Linked DNA regions of Mus musculus: all the other regions are linked to region 1. The links are chromatin loops, found by intact Hi-C in ENCODE. Cell type or tissue: heart. All regions are shown on one strand.

Region 1 (8,000 bases):
CTTGCTGATAAGGGGCTGAGTTGGATCTCTGGTACCCACATGGAGAAAGGGCAGAATGTACTCCCTCGAGTTGTTCTCTGACCTCCACACCTAGACTGTGACATGCTCCTCTTTCCCCACAAAATAAATACATGTTAAAAAAAAGATTTTAAGTAGAGTGGACCACTTTCCTTTTCTCCACCTCCCATCTTCACTCTCAACTTGATTCTCAATACTGTATGTGGCTCTTTGAAATTTCTTTCTTCCTCTATGTTGCGCTTTCTCCTCCCTTCTTTCCATTCTTTTAGTCATTGTCTCTTAGATTAGATTCTCAGTGGTTCAAGAGCTGGGATAATCAACTGTGGTCTCAAAACACCCAGCATGCACACAAGAAGTACTCAATAAATGGTTGTTAAATGTTGAATTGTGTCCTGGTAGCAAAGGCAGATTCTGGATTAGGCCTGTCTCTTTTGCAAGTGCTCACTCACTAGACAGTTGTGTGAGGACACATGGTTGAAGTTGTTGCTCTGGTGCTAGACCTCTGAAGCTCCACTTCTACAATAAAGAACAAGAAAGAACCAGAGCATACCCCCACAACAAATGTCGATATACTTGGGGTAAGAACAGCTATGGAGTGCTTACTCCATGTTGGATGCCCTTCCAAATAATTAATAGGTTCTAATTCATTTATTCAAAATCTATGACACAGATACTTCTGTGTTTGCTTCCCAGATGTGCAAACTGAGGCCCAGGAAGGTGATGTTATCTTCTCCATGACCATAATTATAGGTTGACACCAGTCCTGAGTCTGTGCCCCTACAACTATCACTTAATTGGCTGCCCTGGATGTCAGACATGGGTAAAATGCTTTCTTATGCATGCTCATATATCCTCACAGTGGTCCTCAGTAGCAAGTATACATGTGACAGCCCCATATCAGGGATGCGAAAGCTGAGGTTTGAGGTGTGAAACCCATTGCCCAATGGTATCCTATTCCAGTAAGCGGTAGGGCTGGAATCTGGCAGCTCAAAGGCATAGCCTGTATTCTTAAGTACTCTGCTCTTATCCATGGCTTCAAACTAAAGTTCTCAAACTTTCTCTCAGACATACACAGGGACCACTAGAGAGGCAGGACAGAACAGCGGAGCTCTGAGCATGATGCAGTAAATAGTAGATTAAGGCAGAAACTAGAACTCTTAAAGGAATTCCAGCAGCTGACCATTTGCTACATAGAAGCATGGTTTTGTCATGTCCTATATTCAAGGAAGACTTCCTTAGTCCCAAGTGGCTCTCTTTTAACTATCTACCAACCCTTTGGTGGTACTACCCATTTGCCAGGAACTACCTACAAACTTACTCTTAACACGAATCTTCTGGTCAGTCAGAAAGTTCCAGATGGGTAGATTTTAATCTAAAATAACCCCAGCTCCCAGAACAGGATCTGGTTCTACACTGACTGGAGATATCTTCCTTTCTTATGGCTTTCTTCACAGTTCAGTCTTCCAGGCTGCTTTTTGTAGATGTGCAAGACCTGGCCCACCAACTTCGCTAGCTGGCTCTGGTATTTGGGGGACAATCAATTCTCCCCTGTCTTTTGGCTTGTTTCAGTATGCCTCTCACTCTCTACAATGGCCTCTACTAAACCCTGTATATCAAGTCTGGGTTGTTTTGTATTGAGTCTTATTTATTTCCTGGCTCAGACTCCATCTCAGTAAGTATCCTTCCTTGAATCTGTCCTGCCTGGCTTTTCTGTACTTGGCAGAATCAGTGGGCTTCTCTCCCTGGTATTAAACCTGTGGGTTGGAAGCTGTTTGGCTCACCCCTTGCTCCCCTCCCCCTGTAGGGTCACAGCTCAGGCTCACGCACCACGCTGTGGACTTGTTGGGCATGCGCACATCCTTGCACACCAGCAGCACGTAGCTGTACTTGAGCACGTGGATAAGCCTGTAGAGTGGGGGCGTGTTGGCCCAGGGGCTTCGTGCCACACGTGTGGAGCTCTTCACCGAGAAGACTACCAGTCGCTGCTGGCACCACTTGTCGAAGAAGCGGCTGAACTCAGCCCAAGAGAAGAAAGTTCGATCCAACAATTCCTGTTCCTCCTTCTGCACGGCTGCGCTCGGTAAGGGCTCTGTCAGCTCCATCCTGGGACCTTGAGTAGAAGTGGGGAGAAGAGCTGGACATCAGACCCATCTCCACCTGGGTTACCACAATTTCATCATCAGACTGTCTTATCAGCTACTGCTGCCTCAGGTACGTCTCAGACAAATCAAAGTGGTTTCATTGTTTGCTTTCCAGATAGGAATCTCCATCCCATTTTTGTGGTTCACCTGTTGCCTTCCCAGATTCAGTTGGCATTTAATCAATTTCAATCCTAGTTCCAGTTGCCTTAGATGTGACCTCTAGGTACAAATGGAATCAGTTCTACATATCTTGCCTTTAGCTCAGCTGTGAGCATCTTTGCAAATGTATTCCCAGCTTCTTGCTAAGATTTCTCCTTCTTCCAGATGTGAGTCCTATGCCTGGTGATAATATCTAGTAGTCCCATTCATCTGTAGCTCCCTTTCCCACAAGTCTACATTTGAGTGTAACTCATATCTACTCTCATAGCTAAGGCATGAATCTCTCATCCCAGTCATAATCCTCATACACCTTTCTTCTCCCTAGGTGTATCAAATGTGCAGCTGTTGCCCCTCAGATATGACTGCCTTGAACTGCTACTTTGATCTGTGTTTTTTGCTTCCCAGAGATGCTCTTATCTCCAGATGTGCTGCCCATGTCCAGTCAGGGATCATTCGCCTACAGGGGTGTGGCCCACTTGTGGCAAATTCAACTCAGAAGTGTCACCAATAGTCATCTTTGGTCCATACTCCTAAGACTTATTCTCCTCCTGGGCCAAGTTGCAGTCCCCTCTTCCCAGAAATTGCTACTATTCTCAATGTGTATCTTCGTTTTGGACACGGCGCCTTGTCCTCAGATGGGCTTCTTCACTACTAATGCTCCCCCGGGCCCCCACGTCCCGCTGAGCCTCTTGTCCCTTGCACAGCCCCTTTTATCCAGTTCCCACCTCTCGAGACTCTCTCAACCTGTCTCTCCGCTGCTCCTCCCGGCCTGACCATCCCACATAGCGGTGCTTCTCCACTCCTAAAGCTGTGCACCCTTCCGGCCCCCTCCCCCTCAACTCACCTACCCAACCCAAAGCGGCGTCCACCTCCCACAATGCCTCGCGCCCAAGCCCAGCCCGGCCCTTGCTCCCGGGATGCCCCGCGCGGTATCCCGCCTTTCTTCCCCTAGTGCCTGGCAAGGTGGCTTTCCACCAACCCTTCTCTTCTCCCCGACTGTCACCCTTACGACCTCGCAGGCTCACCGGCTCATCCACAGGGAGGACAGGCTTGGGGCCGCTTCCCAGCATGCTGTGCGGGACAGCGCCCCTCCCTCTCCCCACTCTGTCCCATTTCTAGGCTGCCTCACGCTCTAGAGACTACAACTCCCAGCAGCCTCCGGGCGATAGTTGCGGCACGCGCTACTCGCAGGCCCCCGCCCTTGCTCGTCTCCGCCCCCTCCCGCCAAAGTGCGCGCGAAATCTGTGTGGCGCGAATTTGGGGATTTCGGGTTTGCGTCTCTGAGCGAGCGAGCGAGCGAGTGAGCGAGTGTGGCGGCGTCCGGCAAAGTGATTTGGAGAGGCAAGTGGGGACGTGGGCACGGGCTTGGGGCTGGGGTCGGCGAGAGTGCCGAGCGCTTGTCGCCAGTGAGCTTTGCAGGTTCCGGGTGCGGCCAGCGGAACGGGAATGGGGACGTCGCGGCGACCGAGGGCGCAGGAGAGAGGGCAGCAAGGAGCCGTGTACAGGGAGAGCCACTGGCTGACTGGCTGACTGATTGACTGGTTGACCAAGGCCGCAGGAGTTTTGGTGTCTGCGGAGGACTGGTGGCGGCTTGGAAGGGCGTGACTAGGGAGAAAGCCTGGCGGTGGGCGTGGCCATCAGAATTAGTGGCGCCAAGAGAAGAGGGGCGGCCTGGGGCCGGAAAGGAAGGCTTGAGTGTGGTGTTTCACCCTGGACGCCTGCTATCAATCGGTGTGGGATGCTTGGTGTTATGGGACGCTTGTAATGAAAGCAAGGTGACGTCATTGGTCAGATAGTGGTCCGATTTGAAGACTAGAGAAGCTTGGCGCGATGAGTGTCAGGAGCCAGGGAAAAGGTGAGCTTGGCTGCCAGAAGGGGCACGGATGGGATAAGACTGGAGATCTGCAGACACTTAGGGGAGGGTCAGGTCTTGTTGCTTAGTGTATATGGAGTTGAAGAGGCAGAGAAACTTGAACAGGGAGGACAGAGGGAAGTTGTCAGGGTGAGGATGGACATTTGGAAAGGGAAGCTGGCCTTTGGCATTTGGCAGCCAAGGAAGGCTTCAGATATAGCTTAGTGGTACAGTGTTTTCCTAGCAGCAACAGACCCTGCCTGGGTTCTATCTTCAGTAATATAAAGGGGAAGGGGGCAGATAACGAAACTTAACTCTCAAAGAATAAAAATGTGAAAAAAAATAAATGTCAGTAAAATTTTCTCATTCTATGGAGAGCAGTCACCATTAAGATAGATCCACCTGTATCTATCCCATAATGCTGGGTTTACAGGCATGTACAACCATGCCTGCCTGACATTATTATTATTATTATTATTATAACATGGGTGCTGGAGATTCAAACTCATGTTCTCTCTCTCTTTTTAACAGCAGGCACTCTTACCCACTGAGCCGTCTCGGCAGTCCCTGAATACACTTGTTCTTTTATTTCCTTAAGAGTTGTGTTCCCCTTTCCCCCAAGTCTTAGTCTCTGGCACAGCCAATATCCTTAGCTGGTCTTTGGATTTCTTTTTCAGGTACAACTGATGAGAAAAAAAGAGCAAGAGAGGAAAGGAGAGACTTCTGCTGCCAACATGCAGAGAAGTATTATGTAAGGCCCCTGCCATGCTCAAGGCACTTTGTGTTGTGATGTTTCCTGGGAAAATGAGAGCTAACATTCACCCCAGATAAGGGCATTGATGACAAGCCAAAGAAATGATTCCACCAAAATTTAGCTTAGTAAAACAATTGAGTTATATGGTGTTACCTATAGGAAAGCTGATGCATCAGAGGCAACTACATCACTCCTAAGCTCACTTCAGCATGGGTGATGACTTCTGAAAGTTGCATCCCTGGAGCTATCTGCTCAACCTGCAGGCAATTCCACTGAAGAGACCCCTCACCCTCAGCAATTGCTGAACTACTTATGTAAACCTTGGGGAGGGGCTAGTGAGTCTTACAACTTTCTGAGCCTCTTCAGTGTTTTGAGCTTCCTGATTCTTGCCATCCCTCTTCCTTGCAAGAGGGAGTGTCCACATAATTCATTCTCTAAAACCCTGGGTTTTCTGCTTCATAGCTGCCTTTTCTGAGAAGACCTTGAGGGAGACCTGAAGTTGAAATTTCCTAGTGTTGAGTAGTCTAGAAAATGGGAAAAATTAATTAATTAGTTAATTAATTGCAGGCTGTGGATCCCTAATGTAGTAGTTTTCAGTCATCAGTTTTGCCCCCTGGAAACGTGGCAATGATTGGAGACATTTTTGGTTCTGACAGTTTAGGGGTTCTGTAATCTGCTTTTGATATCTAGCGGACAGAAGTTAGACATGCACTAAACCTCCCTCAGTGCGCTGGACAGCCTCAGTGCTAGTTCATAGCCTGTGTACTAATGCGATGTTTCATGTTTAAGAATGTGAAAGAGGAAGGCACTTGGTTTCCATAGTTGTAGGCTTGGTTAGATCCATCTACCAAAATGTTGCCTGGTCTATCTCTCTATGGTCAGCTGTGTTTCCTTTGATGTTACTCTCAGTCTGGCTCTCCCAAGATTAGCACTTCCAGGGTACCTCTCTCTCTATTTTTTATTTATTTTTATTTTTCTCTCATATTCTCTCATAGATTACATCCTTTCTGAATACCCCCCTTTACTCCTTCTAGCCCCTCCTCTCAATTTACTCCTCTTCCATTTTCTTTCAGAAAAAGGGCAAGCCTCCCAGGGTTATTAGCCAAGTTGGCATAACAAGTTACAATAAGTCTGGGCACAAACCCTCATATCAAGGTTGGATAAAATAAACTACTAGGAGGAAAAGGGTCCCAAGAGCAGGCAAAAGAGAGATGCCCCGTCCTACTTTTAGGAGTCTCACAAGAATACCAAGCTACACAGTCATAACCTATATACAGAGGACTTAGCCCAGAACCATACAGAGTCTGTAATTGCGGCTGCAGTTTCTATGAGCCCCTATGACCTCTGCTTGGTCGATTCTGTGGGCTGTGTTTTCCTGGTGTCATTTACCCTAATGGCTCCTATAGTTCTTCCTCCCCATCTTCTGTGGGGTTCTCCTGGCTCCACCTAATGTTTGTCTCTGCATCTGCTCCTGCTACATGAAGCCTCTGATGATAATTGGGCTAGGCATAAATCTGAGTATAGCAGAATATCATTATGAATCATTTCGTTGACATTTTTGTCTGCCAGTTGTGTTCAGTTCTATCCTGGGTCTCTGGGCTGTCCAGTCTGGTTCCTGGCCATCCTTCTCTCTCCTTTCTGACCCAGAGCTATTTATAGTCAAATTTTGGCTTGGGACAATCATGGTGGCTACAGGTGTGCAGTGCACTGTACTAATTTTTAAGGCTTGGGTTATGTGTCTGTGTATCATAGGTATAAGTGTTGGTCACTCATGTACTAAGAGAAAGAAGGGTGTATCAGATAAAGGAGGGAAGAGATACTAGTAGACTCAGACCTTATCATCTACCCTACTAGATACCTGGGAAGCACAAATCCCCAGGCACTCATGTGATGGAAAACTGAGTATGGTCTGTCCTGAGATAACAACTCTTGTTTATATGCTTTTTGCTCTCTTATTTTCTTTTCTTGCCTTTTACACCCCACCCCCAACTCCTGTCCTGCCCCCAAGAGTCCAGAATAGAATAAAATCCAGGGTCTTTGTCCATGCTAGGGGAGCCCTCTACCACTGAACTACTAAATCCATACCATTGTCTCCCCCCCCCCCCAACACTCCTAAAAGTTATACAAAGGTAGAGGAATATGCATGGCTGGTACCTGGAGCTTCAGGTGTCGTCCAGGTGTGCAGAGCATCAGTGCTATTAATGACTCGACCCCTTGTGTTCCTCCAGGTCATTTTTTCAACCCACAAAAGAAGGTAAAGCGAAGAAGCCAGAGAAGGAGACACCCAGCAGCATCAGAGAGAAGGAACCCCCTCCAAAGTATGTAAGGGACGAGGACAGCATATGCCTTTAACAGTCAAAATTATTTTGTCTGCATGTGTTAAAAACCTACTTCAGATGTATCAGGCCTCAAAATGATACTTAATTTAGATAGCAGACAGCCAACAGAATTCTTGTCAGGGTTCTGTTTGCACATGCTTTGCATTTATTCTAGACCAGACTCTCCATTGGGTAGCGATGTTGGCCACATTTTGATTGATACATTCTCAGGAAGATGCTGGGTGGCCTTGTTTGGGTAACATGATCACCCTTGGGCCAGTGTATGGATGTGAATATACATTTGGTTCATAATTTCCAAATTGAGATGCTGAGCAGGAAACTTTACTTCCTTTGTTCCAGCTTCCTCGGGAGTAAAAAGGTACCTAATATCTGATAGGCTTTCTGCATTGGGTCAATGAGTAAACAGATGTGCCTTTACACAGGGTTTCTTTGTGTGGCCTGGCTATCCTGCAACTCAATCTGTAGACGAGGCTGGTCTCAAATTCACAGAGGCCCGCTTGCCTTTGCCTCCCTATGCTGGGATTAAATGCCGGTGCCACCACTGCCCGGCCAACACTGCTTACTGCAGGAAGGCACTCCCTCCGCACATGCAGTAGTCAAGCTATAAATGTTGGAGTAGGTCAGTGTGCAGGTGCATGAGAATGCATGCTTCTTTTCTGTGATGTACTCAGGTCATGCTGTATATTTTATATGCTATTGTTCATCAGCTTGCTGTTGTTAACATTATAGCATAGAGG
Region 2 (8,000 bases), 400 kb before region 1:
TTCTGATAACAATCTTATCTATAAAACTAAGGAATTTATCCCTACTGCATTAGATCCTGCTGATCCTCCTGAATGACTAGATATTGAGTTTTGAGCCTGGTTATCTGGGTCAATTTCTCCCTCATTCCTAGGGTTGAGTGTTGCTCCCTTGAGAGCTTTAAGATTTACTATCCTTGTCTGTGGGAAGCCATTGCAGAGTGGCAGTTACAGAGTGGCAGTTGCAGAGTGGCAGTTGCAGAGTGGCAGTTGGCTACTGCTGGCCACCACACATACATAGGCAGTAAAGGTTCTTTTGCCAAGATGAGGTTTTGAGAATTAACCAAAGTTAACCAATCAGATGAGAGACAAGTTAACCAATCAGATGAGAGACAAGTTAACCAATCAGATGAGAGACAAGTTAACCTATCAGATGAGAGACAAGTTAACCAATCAGGTGAGAGAGAACGCCTCTCCTAGGCCTATATAAGCAGCGCCAGTTCTGGGCTTGGGGTCACTTCGACTCTGCAATCAAGCTCTCCCAATAAACGTGTGTGGAAGGATCCTGTTGCAGCATCGTTCTTCCTGGCCAGTCAGGTGCACGCAAGACTTGCCAAATTTGGATCAACTTTCCTTAGCCTAATGTTTTCCTTTTTTTTTTTTTTAACATCATAGACAAAGGTAAGAGGCAGGATTACTAGAATACTTTTGCATTCATTTTTCAAATGTCTTTTATTTCCCAATTCAAAATAAGACCCTTTTTGAAAAGGTTTTTGAATAGCTTCTACAGTGGCTGCTACAACTTGAGAGAAGCTGCCAATAGCTTGAGTGGCTGTTAGCCAATTTCTAACAATCACCATGTTTTACTGGTGCTGTAGCAACTCTACACTGGTGGCTCCATCAAACCCAACCTGCCTGATCAGGTTTATCACCATCAAAGTTTTCACCAAATTGTGCTGTGCTTAAATATGCCTAAAATAAACTATTTGGGGTCAGACTTCCAAAGTTTGAACCAACACTAACTACTTAGTCCTGTTGTGCCTGAGCTACCCTTTAGCCTCCTGTGGATCATTACTTTGCTGGCTCTGGTGACTGCAAGGATTCCGGCAGGTCCCAGTGTCATACTTCCTCCAGCATGGTTGCACCCCAAAGAGCATCATCCCCAACTGTTCTAATGCCTGAGACTACAGGGAAATATCTCATTCAAACCCACTGCACTGCTTGAAACTGAGGCAGGTGAGCATAGGAGATAGTTTAGTACACTAAGACCCCCATCCCCTATTTGATTTGAGATTATGAAGACACAGTCCTCTTGCAGTAACACACTTGGGAGCCTTCAGTGTCACATACTATACACACACACACACACCTCTCCAAACAATGCCTCTAGTAACCTCAGAACTTCTAGCTATATCAGGCTACCCATACTTCCATCTCTGAACAGTAGTATAAGTTTTCCCGTCCTTGGCAATGTTCAAATTAGACAGTTTCCATTCAAGTATATTCTCAGCATTGTCTGTGTATGAAGAATGGAAAAGCTGATCTGGCCTGACCTAGTTTCAGATGCATACACAAGAAAGGAAAACTGTGCCCTCTGTTACTTTTAGGGAGACCCTCCTATTTACCTTATGCTGATACATAAGGGCACACTTATGTTTAAAATCAGATGCATTATAAAAAGGACATGCACAGTAGAGAAAACGAATATATGACTTACTCTATCAATCAGAGTAGAGAACCACCCAAACTACATATCTAGTAATCAGCACCCCCTTCTCCTGAACCCTATAAAAGGAAGCCCTGAGCAATAATCTGGACACTGAGAATCTTCACTCCCATAACTCATTGTCAATCTTTAATAGCATACCTACATAATATGTAATTTCACTTTTACTCAAATAACATTATCTTACTTTTTTTCTGTAAGCTCTTAAATTCAATTCTTTGGAAAAGAGGCCAAGAACCTAGAAATGCCCAGCCCAGACCCAGAGCACCAGTTATGACACTACTGTCATTGTCAGACTGGTGAGGAAGATGCCAGGAGAGAACAAAGGAAACTACTAGGCTGAAAGGAGGGAGAGACAGAGAAGGGAGGATGAGAATAAAAGGACCTGCTGTTTGCTGGACTGCAGCTCTGTATTAGAGCACTTACCACTCTTGCATAAAGACCTAGGTTCAATATCCAGTACTGGGGAGTGGGGATAGTGGAGGAAGGGCAGAGCCTGCTGTTCTACACCTGATAGTCTCTGTCTCTTTAAGGGTATAGTGTATTTTTGGTCTTTTTCTATTACATCATCAACCTAGTGAAAACTAGCAAAAGCCCATTGTTTCCTTCCTTCTTTCCTTCCTTCTTTCCTTCCTTTCTCTCTTTTCCTCTTTCTCTCTTTCCTTCTTTCTTTCCCTTTTCAAGGCAGGGTTTTGTAGCCCTGGCTGTCCTGGAACTCACTCTGTACACCAGACTGGGCAGGAATCAGAAATCTGCCTGCCGGGCAGCCGGGTGTGGTGGTGCACGCCTTTAATCCCAGCACTCAGGAGGCAGAGGCAGGCAGATTTCTGAGTTCGAGGCCAGTCTGGTCTACAAAGTGAGTTCCAGGACAGCCAGGGCTATACAGAGAAGAAACCCTGTCTCGAAAAACCAAAAAACCAAAAAACAAAACAAAACAAAAAAACCAACAAAACAAAAAATTCCAGCAGCAGGTCAGATTGACCAATTCTAACACCAAGACCTTGCCGCTGCGCGCCCAACTCACGGTGCAGATGCATATATGCCCTGAACTCAGCCGTCAGGGCGGGAGGATTATTTTCCAGGCAACTCGAAGCCCAAGTGATGCCCGCACCCGCAGGTAACGGAATGTAAGCTGACCTCTGCTGGTACCCAGACCTGATCCTTAAACAAGACCTGTGAGTGGTTGCACTCCCTTAGACCAGAGGCCAGGCCTTCCCCGATTGGTCAACGTTGGGCTGGCGCTAGCTTCCATTGGTTAAGTGCTGCGTCTCGGCGCGTGGCCTTCTGGGAATTGTAGTCTCAGTGTCCCTGGCGCTGCCGCCATTGTCCAGCGGGAGGCCAGTCGGGTGGTCCCCAGGACGGGGCTGAGTTTAAAATTAGGGTGTCCTTGGACGTCTGTGGCTAACCTGTTGGCCTGGAATGGACCACCAGGACAAAGCAGCAACAGTGGCAATGGCCTCGCGGCCGCAAGCAACACAACTTCAGGTAACAAAAAGGACAGATTGGACTCCGAGTCCTGCTGTCCCCGACAGAGTGACCTGTAACCCGCGGCGCTTTTTCCACAAGAGAAACAAGCGCTGTGGCTCAGCCTCCGAGCCTGGGTCCAAATCTAGTTCCCTCTGTGTGCATGCTTCAGCCTCCTGTCTGCGTGCCATGGGGTGGAGGGGAGGAGGGTGGTCATTTCCCTGAGGACTGACAGGCTCTGCTCAGGGGTTCGATCCCACTCTGGCCAACGCCCTCCCATTTATCCCGAAAGACGGTTCTCGGAGATGACAGGTGACTGGCTAGCATTACAGAGCAACCACATTGCGGGTACGGTCCTCAAAACATGTCCTAAGGCGCAGAATCAACCGACTTTTAAGGGAACCTCCGCACCATGACCCCTATTTTGCAAGTAAGGCATAACTTCACGGGGCAGAGGTACCAAGTTAGGAAAACAGAAGTAACTAGTAAGGGTCACGCCCTTCTGGGCCTTGGGAAAACTGGTAGGTGTGGCTATCAGTGTTTGTCTAGCTCCTGATCATCAAAGTCTGCACTTGTAGACAAATTGCTTATTCTGTTCACCGTAGTTCACCTAGCAGAAGCCAAGACCATTTCATACATAAGTTCTGCAACTTTGAAATTATGCTCTGGAGGTCAGGAGGTGGGTATTTGGTTTGCTTGGGGGAAATTTGCGTTAATTACATTTGGTGTGAAAAGTAAGCTTATGATAGTCTTAGATTGCAAATGATCAGATTCATGTCATCTCAGTTTTTCATGAAATGTGACCAGAGTGTAGAACTGAGAACTGAGGCCTATCAACAGCTATATGAATGAGCCATAGTGAAGGTGGATTCGCCAGCCCCAGTCAAGTCTCAGGTAACCGTCATGAGGCTGACAGTTTGTCAAGGAGTAAGCGATGAGACGGGCGGGAAAAGAGGTGTGTTTAATCAATCTGTTGTCGTGTTTCAGGTAGTACACACAAAACGTAGTGAGACCTGAAATAAACACTACTTCATGGTTTCTGATGGGGTAGGAAATCAAGAGTGACTTAGTTTATGGATCTACCCTAGGCTCTTAAAGTTATATTCAAAATGACAGTCCAACAGTTATTACTTGAGACTTATCAGAGCCTAGAAGACCCACTGTCAAGATAGTTCATTCACATGCTGTTGGCAGGAGAACTCAGTGTTTCTCCTTGTAGGCCTTGCTATGAAGCACTTAGGTCTCACTGTGTAAAGTGAAGTTTCCTATAGAGTGGTGTGATCCAGAAGATGGCAAGGTAGAAGCTGTGTTGTCACCTGTGACCTCAGCTCAGACTTTATGCTGTCATTTCCACAGTATCCTATCAGTTATAGAAGTCAGCATGGTTGCATGCAGATCGGGGGTGGGGAGGGGAGGGGGGGTTACTAAGGGGCCATTTTGGAGACTAGCCTCCACAGGAGCAAGGACCAAATAAGGAGACCCTAGAGGTCTAGTACATTAGTTTCTTGTGGTTGCTGTAGCAAGTATTTACAAAATGTGTGGCAAAAGACAATGTACATTGTAAGCCAAGAGTGGTGACGCATGCATATAATCCAGCAACATGAGTGACTGAGGCAGGAAGATGATAAATTCAAAGCCAGGCTGGACCCTCTCTCAGAATTAAAAAAAAAAAAAAAGGTGCGGGGAGGGTGGGGGGGACACAGTCTAGAGATGAGAAGTCAGAAATGAGCACCACTAAACTAAGCAGAGCCATACTTCCACCAAGTTCTAGGGGATGTTCTCTGCTTTTCCAACTATAAGAGCTGTAGCCCCGGCACTCCTTGCCTTGTGGCCTTTTATCTAGCCTTAGAGCAGCAATGTAGCATCTCGCTTAGGTGATCACATTACTTTCCAACTTCTCAAGTCTCACGCCTATCTCCTAAATGTGTGGTTGCATTTAGAGGCCACCCAGATAACTCAGGACATGTGCCTGTTTTGTCGTCTTTATCATATCGGCAAAGTCTATGTTACTATTGTAATATTCATAAGTTTCAGGAGCAGGTACCTGGATATCTTTGGGAGAGTGATCAGCCTTTATTGAAAAGTGACAAGAAGCCATTCAAGTGTCCAGAGCAGTGGTTCTCAATGCTGTGACCCTTTAATACAGTTCGTCATACTGTGGGGACCCCCAACCACAAAATTATTTTGTTGCTACTTCATGACTATAATTTTGCTACTGTTGTGAATCGTAATGTAAATATCTGATATGCAGGATATCTGATATGCAACCCCCAAAGGAGTTGCAACCCACATCTTTTTTTTGGGGGGGGGTTTCGAGACATGATTTCTCTGTATAGCTCTGGCTGTCCTGGAACTCACTTTGTAGACCAGGCTGGCCTCAAACTCAGAAATCTGCCTGCCTCTGCCTCCCAAGTGCTGGGATTAAAGATATGCGCCACCACTGCCCGGCTGCAACCCACATCTTAAGAAGCACTGTTTTAGGGACTGGTGGTGTAGCTCAGTGTGAAGAGTGCTTGCCTAGCATGTGGGACGTCCTAGCACCACACACAAAATGGAAAATCGGGGAAAGGTGTTGAGAAGGACTGGTATAGGGTTGGAAAGAACCTCTTGAACATTGGGTAAGATACTGAAAGCTGAGCGAAGATAGTAGGTTAAAAAGAGGGAGGGGGCAGAGATGGGACCTGGTGATCAAATAACAAATAATGCTGATGTGGCCTGGTCATCAATAGAAGAATGTGTAGAAGACAAAGATCTGATCACCTGAGGTTGCCTTCTGGCCTCTATACAGACATGCATACACACAAACACTCATAAACATACTCAAAAACAAAAAACCTAGTAGTCATATCTTTTTCTTTTAAGATTTATTTTTTATTATACATAAGTACACTGTAGCTGACTTCAGACACACCAGAAGAGGGAGTCAGATCTCTTTACAGGTGGTTGTGAGCCACCATGTGGTTGCTGGGATTTGAACTCAGGACCTTTGGAAGAGTAGTCGGTGCTCCTGACCGCTGAGCCATCTCGCCAGCCCTTCTAGCCATTTCTATATGTCATAAACCTGCATGTCTAGTCTGTCTGATCAGTCATAGGTCAGCTGTGTCTGGCTTTGTTGATCCTGCCAAGTGCTCTCATATGTTGTCATGGTAGCCCATGCCTACCCCATAGTGCTCCAGTAGGCTCCCAGTGAGGGCTGAGGCACATCAGTCAGAGTGTACAGTTTGTCAAGACCCCTGCCTGCCTGTTTCCTCTACCACAGAGTTAGATGGTCCAACTAATCGAGGTTGCCTGGAAATGTTTCAGGAGCCAGTGACTTTCCGAGATGTGGCTGTGGACTTTACCCAAGAGGAGTGGGGGCAGCTGGACCCTACCCAGAGGACTCTGTATCGTGATGTGATGCTGGAGACCTTTGGGCACCTTCTCTCTGTGGGTAAGTTCTGCTTCCCTAGCTATAGTGGTGGAATCTTCCTGAGTCATGATGGTGGGCCTCTAACATGGAGCTCTAACTTAACCTTGAGTCCTCATTCCCTGTAGGACACTCTTGTGTCCTTTCTGTCACAGACCAAAACCCTCATGTGACTGTGAGATACCCACATGTCCTGATGGTCAAGAGCCTGAGCTGCAGCCTGGGCTTGTTTTTCCCAGAGCAGCTTCCGACTTCCTGTGTCTCTTCCTATTTCCAGGTCCTGATCTTCCCAAACCTGCAGTTATCTCCCAGCTGGAACAAGGTGCTGAGCTGTGGGTGGCAGACAGAGGAGGCACCGGGGCCTGCCATCCAGGTAAGAACCCCACCAAATGGGTGCCCCCTAGTGGGGGGTGATTCCAGGAGGCCACTAGAGATGTACTTAGGAAGAATATGGTTTCATGGCCCTCAAACCTATTCCTCTTTTAGGAGCTTCACGGGACTTAGCATCAGACTAAAAGCTTTGGTTATAGCCAAAGATGCAAAGAAAAATCTGTGAAGGAAAAAGGCTTTAGGAGGCAAAGTCTAGAGCAGTGATTCTCGGCCTTCCTAACACCGTGACTCTTTAATACAGTTCCTCATGTTGTGGTGACCCCCAACCGTAACATTATTTCCGTTGCTGCTCCATAACTGTGATTCTGCTACTGTGATGATTTGTAGTGTAAATATCTGATATGCAGGACATCTGATATGTAACCCCCAGGTTGAGAACCACTGGTCTAGAGGCAGCAGATATGAGTTTCTAGATCTTCAGACTCTAGAGTCAGACAAGAATGTGCTCGGTTCCTCCAGCAGTGAGCTGTGATAGTACATGAGGGACCATGATCTCCAGGGAGGATGAGAGTCTGTCCTAGGGACACTGTGTCTAGCGCATACCATGATTCTGGTGCTTGAAATAAAAGTAGACAGGTGAACTTTTCTTACCAATTAGGATGGTGGGAACCCACCCCAAATCCAAGTCCCCTAACACTCCCAAAGGCCAGCAAACTGTGAGCAAACTTCTCGTAGACTGCCAGGTTAGCCAGATGTCTTGTATTTCTGGAGGGTCCACTGGGGCCTCACCCCCCTCTGCTCACAAAAGCCATCCACTTCCTCTCCAGCAGTGAGAGTCCTGCCTTGATTGTGTTTCTGCAGCATCTTACTTTCTAGGCCACACCCTTTCTCATTAGCATTCCCAGCATCCTCTTCCTGGCCTTCCATTCAGTTCTTGCACGCTGGATTCTGTAAACCTGTTCCTCATACCCTTCTATTCGTCTAATATCTAACTAGAACAGACTCTAGTTAGATATTAAACACTTGTCCTAGGACTGAAGGGTTGGCTCATTGTTAAGAGCTCTTGTTTTTCTTGCCAAGGACCAGGGTTCAATTCCC
Region 3 (8,000 bases), 800 kb before region 1:
AGCACAGTAGCTGGATATAAAATTAACTCAAACAAATCAGTGGCCTTTCTCTACACAAAGGATAGACAGGATGAGAAAGAAATTAAGGAAACAACACCCTTCATAATATTCACAAATAATATGAAATACCTTGGTGTGACTCTAACTAAGGAAGTGAAAGATCTGGGGGACAAGAACTTCAAGTCTCTGAAGAAAGAAATTGAAGAAGATCTCAGAAGATGGAAAGATCTCCCATGCTCATGGATTGGCAGGATTAATATAGTAAAAATTGGTATGCTGCCAAAAGCAATCTACAGATTCAATGCAATCCCCATCAAAATTCCAATTCAATTCTTCACCGAGTTAGAAAGGGCAATTTGCAAATTCATCTGGAATAACAAAAAATCTATGATAGCACTCAGCAATAAAAGAACCTCTGGGGGAATCACCATGCCTGACCTAAAGCTGTAGTGCAGAGCATTTGTGATAAAAATTGCATGGTACTGCTAAAGCAACAGACAGGTAGATCAGTGGAATAGAACTGAAGATCCAGAAATGAACCCACACACCTATGGTAACCTGATCTTTGACAAGGGAGCTAAAACCATCCAGTGGAAGAAAGACAGCATTTTCAAAAAATGGTGCTGGCACAACTCGTGGTTATCATGTAGAAGAATGTGAATTGATCCATTCTTATCTCCTTGTACAAAGCTCAAGTCTAAGTTGATCAAAGAACTCCACACAAAACCAGAGACACTGAAATTTATAGAGGAGAAAGTGGGGAAAAGCCTCAAAGATATGGGCACAGGGGGGAAATTCCTAAACAGAACAGCAATTGCCTGTGCTGTAAGATCAAATGGGGCCTCATAAAATTGCAAAGCTTCTGTAGGGCAAAAGATACTGTCAATAAGACAAAAAGGTCACCAACAGATTGGGAAAGAATTTTTACCAATCCGAAATCTGCTAGGGGACTAATATCCAACATATACAAAGAGCTCAAGAAGCTGAACTCCAGAAATTTCCCATTAATAATAACCCCATTAAAAATGGGGTACAGAGCTAAACAAAGAATTCTCAACCGAGGAATAGTGAAAGGCTGAGAAGCACTTGAAAAAACGTTCAACATCCTTAATCATCAGGGTAATGCAAATCAAAACAACCCTGAGATACCACCTCACACCAGTCAGAATGGCTAGGATCAAAAAATCAGGTGACAGCAGATGCTGGCGAGGATGTGGAGAAAAAGGAACATTCCTCCATTGCTGGTGGGATTGCAAGCTTGTACAACCACTCTGGAAGTCAGTCTGGAGGTTCCCCCAGAAAACTGGACATAGTACTACCAGTAGATCCAGCAATACCTCTCCTGGGCATATACCCAGAAGATGTTCCAACTGGTAATAAGGACACATGCTCCACTATGTTCATATCGGCCCTATTTATAATAGCCAGAAGCTGGAAAGAACCCAGATGTCCCTAAACAGAGGAATGGATACAGAAAATGTGGTACAGTTACACAATGGAGTACTACTCAGCTATTAAAAACAATGAATTTATGAAATTCTTGGGCAAATGGATGTATCTGGAGGATATCATCGTGAGTGAGGTAACCCAATCACAAAAGAAGTCACTTGATATGCACTCAGTGATAAGTGGATATTAGCCCAGAAACCTAGAATACCCAAGATACAACTTCCAAAACACAATAAATTCAAGAAGGAAGACCAACTTGTGAATACATCATTCCTCCCTAGAATAGGGAATAAAATATCCATGGAAGGAGTTGCAAAGACAAAGTTTGAAGCTAAAATGAAAGGATGGACCATACAGAGACTGCCCCACCCGGGAATCCATCCCATAATCAGCCACCAAATGCAGACACTATTGCATATGCCAGCAAGATTTTGCTGAAAGGACCCTGATATAGCTCTCTCCTGTGAGGCTTTACCAGTGCCTGGCAAATACAGAAGTGGATACTCACAGTCATCTATAGGATGGAACACAGGGCCCCCAATGGAGGAGCTAGAGAAAGTACCCAAGATCTGAAGGGGTCTGCAACCCTATAGGTGGAACAACAATATGAAGTAATCAGTACCCTCAGAACTCATTCTCTAGCTGCATATGTAGCAGAAGATGGCCTAGTTGGCTATCATTGGGAAGAGAGGCCCCTTGGTCTAGCAAACTTTATATGCCCCAGTACAGGGAAAGCCAGGGCCAAGAAGTGGGAGTGAGTGGGTAGGGGAGCAGGACGGGGGTAGGGTATAGGGGACTTTTTTGATAGCATTTGAAATGTAAATGAAGAAAATATCTAATAATAAATAATATCTTTTTTTCTCAATCTCTACTGATTGAAAGTTTTGCTGGGTATAGTATAATAGAGCTGGCATTGGTAGTCTCTTACTCTTTAGATTTTCATATCAGGTCTCTACATGTCCTTCACTGGCTTCCTCTTGTTACCTGAATAAAATTCAAACCATAGTTCACAACTTAGAGAACAATGGGACTTGCCTCAGTTTCCTCAAACCACCTTAATGCACCACCCCCTGATGCTGCCTCTGTACCCTGAAGCTCATCTCATTTCACTCCTACTCCTAGACTCCAATCTCCTCTAACAGGAAAAGGCCAATTTGGCTTTGAGGCCTTAACACTTGCTGTTCTCTATGCTTAAAGATGTCTTCCTCATACAGTCACTAGGTGGTTTCTTTTCTTTCAGATCTGAACACAATATCACTTTTGGATACCAGCCACCTCTGAGTGCCTCTCCCCAAAATCTCAATCCAAACACCCTGTTTTGTTTTCTTTATACTAATACTACCTAAAGATCTTTGACTTTGTTATTTTAAGTCTGTGCAGAAAATCTCTCTGTTCTTGTAACTGTATGGAAGAAAGAAATTTGCAGTTTCTTAGGGTTTAGTAATGATACATGTATTTGCTCAAGAAATACTAGCAAAGAAGTGTCTCAAACTGCAAGTTACTATGCCTTTTGCAACTGACGTTTCTTAAGACCAAGAGACAAAAGGAAAGGGGAAAAGTTAGTTCAAAGCTATCACTTTACATTTTCAGGGACTGATAATAAAGAACCTTTATTGTCTTTTAAAGATGGTAAATTTTATGAAATTCAATCACTTAATGCCAGTTTCAAAAAATTCAGTATGTCAGTATAAAACAGGATATGAATTTACGTTCCAAAATAAGACTTGATGGCTCTGTTCAAGTTTGAACTCTCATGTCATATTTGATCTAAAGGCATCAGGAAACAAAAATGAAGATAAAGATTATGGTTTGTATATTTTTGTCACCTCCAAAACTCATGCATTGAAATTTAATCTCCAACAATCATATGCAAGGGGCCAGTCAGAATTATGTTCTTCGTCTAAAAATAAAATAAAGGTATAATAACAACCACGTTCTCAATTTTGTCAAGGTTGAGGGAAGTGCTTCCTAGAGATCACTCACCCTCATCAAGCTCCGACTTTAAAGTAGCTACCTTGCTTGAGCTGCAATTTTACTGAGACTCAAACTGAGGTCCTGGCCTACCAAACTATCCTGCTGTCATCACCTGGGGAGTGATGGCAAATGAGAGAACCACCGCCCTTCTAGGCCTCGGAAACAAGCGGAACCTAAGAGTCTGGGTGCTTCAAGAGCGGTACTTGGGAAGAATAGGCTCTGAAAATGGCCTTGGCCGACTTCCGGTAGCAGCGAGAAGCGCGTCTCTTTGAAACTACAACTCCCAATAGTCCTCGCGGTGTGTCCTGGTCGACTCTGGGGGGTGCGGCCGCCATTGTCCGCGGCCAAAGTAAGGCCTTATTCCGGACCGAAGGGCTACCGATGTCGTTGTCACGGAGAGCCTGGCAGGTCGTTGGAACGGCCACGGAGAAGCGGCGCCTGCGGCCAGGGCTGGCTCAGTGCCGGGGTGCAACGGGTGCCTTCTCTTCTCTCGCCGACTCGGTGCCCCCATTGCCCTCGACCCTCCAGGTCCCGGGTCTGGGTGCGCTGTTTCTACAGACTGGGAAAGGCCGGCCCTAGTGGGCCGAGTCGGCCAGGCCTGGGACGTTGTCTCGGTGCAGGACAGAAGCCAGACGCTCGGTGCAGCAGCCCCGAGCCAGCTCAGCCGCAGTGCAATCAGGGCCAGTGGCCGCGAGCCAGGTAAGGCGGGAAGCTTGCTGAAACCAGCGCCTGGAGCGACCTGGTTGCGGAGGCCCTGAAGGAGAGCCAGGCTCTTAACCGGTCCCTTCCAAGCAAAGATCTGTAAAGGGCGTCAAACCTGACTTGGGAAAGGCTCAGGTTCTTTTAAATTTGAAGTGACAAGAGGGTGTGTGTGTGCTGTCCCGTTAGGGTGTGCGTGCATGGTTCTTGCAACTTGCTTGCCTTGAGTTATGGGGGGGGGGGGGGGGGGTGTAGGATTCTTACAACTTGCTTGCCTTGAGCTTTGTTTGACTCAAATCCTAGGGTATCTGAGTCTCTCTCTGTAAGTGTGCCAGTGCTTAGTACCAAACTCAGTACCAAGCGGTTGCGGACCTCACACAAAGACCCGGAATCCATGCATTTGTGGGGTCTGACTCTAGACTTTTTTTTTTTTTTTTTTTTTTTTTTTTGTCTCTGACGCGACTACGGGAGGGGAGAGGGGATCGATGGGCTTGAGTCTGGAAGATCTTGCAGGTGGTGATGGCTGTTGTTTGGCTTTAACCTTTGCAGACGATCACACTTTATCCCAAAGTGTGTCTGTGTCAGTGATAACTATGTGGTTAGTATTAGGTATCTTCTTCAGTGGCTCTCTATCTTGGCTTTGAGACAGGGTCTCTTTCTGAACCAGGAAGCTTCTAATTCCACTCTATTGACTTGTCAGAAATTCCCAGGGATTCTCCTGTCTGCCTCCCCATTGCTGGTATTACTTGTGCTCCACTTACTGCACAATGTGTGTGTGTGTGTTTGTGTGTGTGTGCGCGCGCGGTTTTTTTGTTTGTTTGTTTTTATCATGCTTCTTAGGGGTCTTGTTAACTTTGTGGATGTGTTCTCTTTGTTTTTGTTCTCGCTGGACTTTTTGTGAGACTGGACCAATTTTGCCTTTTTTTTTTTTTTTTTTTTTCTTCGCTTTGTCTCTAGGCTGATACTTGCAGTGCTCCTGGGCAGGACCCTGGCTGGTTAATCCTCAGGAATGGCTGCCATCAACCCATGGCCCTCCTGGGGTGAGTCCAAATCTTGCTTTTTTTTTTTTTTTTTTTTTTTTCCTCTGCACCTTTCCCTACAGGAGGCTTACTGTAGGTCAGGGCTGAGAAAGGGCTGCCAGCTTTGGGAGATAATAGACAGTCTAGCTGTCTTGGTACAAAATTAGAACAGGGTAGTCGTTAAGAGGAAATGTATTCGTAAACAACAAGGTAAGTTTTGTATATTTGATAGTCAGCTTCTAAAACGGACCTCTATAAGATATTCTAGTAACTCATAGAACTCTTTTGAAGACAATATATACAGTCAAAATGTTTTTAGTTCTCTTGTGTTTTTCACCGTTAATACTGTATTTCACTTATTAATATTAATCTGTATTTTTAAAACAATGTTAATAATGATATGTGATAGTTTTATCTTTGTTTTCATCACCATAGACATCAAGGCAGTATCCTACTTAAAATTAAGAATTAGGTGGTGATACATCTTATCAGAAACGTATTCAGCCATTCAGAGGGTTCTGTTTTTCATTGCCTTGTTGTTAGATCATAGTCTACAGTCTACAGGTGTCTCCTATGCAGATCCAGCTTATGTTGGATTGTTTTTTAGATGCCCTTGGGTTCTGTGTAGGACTTTGTCATGCTCCTTTTTTCTTGTGTTACATTTAGTCACTGTTTTGTACCACAGTCATAATCTGATCCTTCTCTGTAGGTACCCTCATGGACCAGTCTTGGGGGATGGCAGCTCCTGAGCCTTCTGTCTCCTGGGGTGAGTCAAGAACCTGTACCCTCAGCTGTGTCGGGTGCCATGTACTAACGTCTTCCTTCAGTGATCTGCCATAGCTGAGGTCAGAGCTGGTGACCCAGTGGTTCTTTAGAACGGGAGCTTGTAGTCCCGCTCTCAATACAGAGCTGGAATAAAGAGGGGTCAGAACAGTATGTGTAGGGGTGGTGTGGTGATGACATCTCTAGGACAGATAACACAAGAATTAGTGTCTAGAGACTTAGGGCTCAGACCAGAAAGGCTGTGAGGATTCACATGTCACCTTCTCCAAGACCCATCTCCTTCATCTGTGGGGTAAAGAAGTAGCTTTCTTCCTTACTGGTGATGGTAGGAGCAGCAGCAGGGCCTCGTACTTCTCATTTCCATAGGGTACATGATGAACTTCTGCTAGGAAGTGGTGCCTCCATGACTTCTTTTTCTATTCACAGCTCTGTGTCCTCAGGATCCAGCATGGCACATGGAGGGAAGCGCTGAGGAGGACGGAAGAAAGACAGGTGGGCTCCCAGTAGCCCAAGTCGAGGTGAGATGGAACTTCTGCTTTTCCTTGAAAGGTCACTGTGTTCCCGGGTTTTCCCTGACCACCCTAGTTGATACTGTTCCTTAATTTACAGCAGCAAGAGGTCAAGGAGTCAGCATAGGTCAAGGAGTCAGCCAATTAGCGATTCCTGAATGCAGGTATGGGAATCCAGTCAGTTTTCTATGATACAGAGCTTTGCTGTCACCCTGCCTCTCCACAGAGCTGAGACACATCTCTGTCATCAGCTCTTCTGAGAGAGATGAATGAAAGCCATTTTTAGCTGTCAACCCTTACTCCTTCCCCCAAACTCCTTACTTACGTGTTCAGAATCAGATTCAGGCTGGATACTAATATACTCTATGCTTGCTCTGGGAACAAGAACAGGTGTAAGCCTTTACCTAGAGGACCTAACAGTCCACTTTCTAAGGTGGCACACTTGGTTAATGAGACTTTACAGTTAGCCTGGGTCTAGTCATGCTCTGACACAAGAAGCCTGAGATGTGGAGGGAAGCCCTAAACTCTGCTACAGCTCAGTCCACCGATGCCTTGAGAGATGAGACATAGTCTGCATAGAGGTCAGTGGGGTTACAGAATTGTGAAGGGGGACGTTACCTTGACTAATAAGCAAAGAGGTAAAAGCAATGCATCAGGTGGGCACATCCTGGTAAGCAGCTGTCTGGCCTGCCTGAAGCTCCACGGGTATGTTAAAGATCTGGGGTGAACTCTGTGACTGGTATCTGCATTCAGGCTGATTTTAGTTAGGAGAGTCTAGGAAGAACCCAGGTGGGCCTGCACTCCTGTTGCCAACCTACAAACCTCAGAATTGTTGGCTTCACGAGGCACCATGATCCAGAATTTGTCTGGAAAGGTGTGTGCAGGGGAGAGGCTGTGAGAGGCAGGCTGGTGTCAAAGGCTTCAGTCTGATCAGGGTCTGGAAGCTGGAAGTAGATAGAGTAAGATCAGCAAGATCCACGGGGAGTCCAGCAGGGCTCTGGGAGTGTAAGAGCACCCTGGGTAACTCCTCAGAGAGCACAGGACAGGAGTGTTGGTATGGGAATACTGTCACTGTTCTCCCTCACATCTAGGTTCTTCATCAGATCCAGCCATTTTTTTTTCTCTTTTAAAAATATAATAGCTTTATTGAGATAATATCTACAGACTAGAAAGTTGACCCTTTTAAGTCGTACAGTTCATTGGTTTTTAATATAGTCACAAAATGGTGCTTCCAGCTTCTCATTCTAGAATATTTCTGTCTCCCCAAAAAGAACTCTTTATTCTTTATATCTCTTAGTAGTCACTCCCTTTCTTCCTATTTCCAGTCCCTGGAAACCACTCGTCAATTTCCAACTCTGTGGATTTGCCTGGTCTAGGCATTTAATTTAAATGGAATCATAACATATGACATTTTGAATCTGGCTTCTTCAACTTGGCACGTTTTAAGGGTTATTAATTTAAAATCATTTTGAAAATATATTTGTTTTTATATGTGTGGGGGTGCACATGTGGAGATGGGACGGGGGTAGAGTGGTCTGAGGACAGCTTGAAGAGTTGGCTTTCTCCT

The links. Hi-C counts contacts between places; a loop is a spot of excess contacts. Peaks named below come from ENCODE experiments on the same cell type or tissue, not always from the same donor. Only the 100,000 strongest peaks of a DNase experiment are listed, where the experiment ranks them.
Region 2: a loop joins it to region 1, with 6 times the contacts of the local background. A loop is called at or near these places in 8 of 42 quality-filtered maps.
Region 3: a loop joins it to region 1, with 7 times the contacts of the local background. A loop is called at or near these places in 7 of 42 quality-filtered maps.

The regions. Positions count from the first base shown.
Region 1 is chr7:13,275,301-13,283,300 of GRCm38, forward strand. It overlaps Zswim9 (zinc finger SWIM-type containing 9), which reads right to left and starts at 3,421. Exons shown (of 5, transcript NM_177312.4): 1 at 3,344-3,421; 2 at 1,846-2,128. The coding sequence starts at 2,120. It overlaps Lig1 (ligase I, DNA, ATP-dependent), which reads left to right and starts at 3,526. Exons shown (of 29, transcript NM_010715.3): 1 at 3,526-3,659; 2 at 4,848-4,921; 3 at 7,153-7,242. The coding sequence starts at 4,905. In heart, no CTCF peak of the experiment used is centred here; DNase peaks (open chromatin) are centred at 3,221, 3,281 and 3,921; H3K4me3 peaks cover 1,530 bases; H3K27ac peaks cover 1,193 bases.
Region 2 is chr7:12,878,174-12,886,173 of GRCm38, forward strand. Zfp128 (zinc finger protein 128) reads left to right here and starts at 3,005. Exons shown (of 4, transcript NM_153802.4): 1 at 3,005-3,187; 2 at 6,470-6,596; 3 at 6,850-6,945. The coding sequence starts at 3,122. In heart, CTCF peaks have their summits at 3,009 and 6,978 (motif pointing left); a DNase peak (open chromatin) is centred at 2,948; H3K4me3 peaks cover 1,712 bases; H3K27ac peaks cover 1,014 bases.
Region 3 is chr7:12,474,585-12,482,584 of GRCm38, forward strand. Zfp606 (zinc finger protein 606) reads left to right here and starts at 3,721. Exons shown (of 7, transcript NM_026112.4): 1 at 3,721-4,122; 2 at 5,080-5,162; 3 at 5,851-5,907; 4 at 6,351-6,442. The coding sequence starts at 5,132. In heart, a CTCF peak has its summit at 3,671; DNase peaks (open chromatin) are centred at 3,697 and 3,947; H3K4me3 peaks cover 1,790 bases; H3K27ac peaks cover 1,542 bases.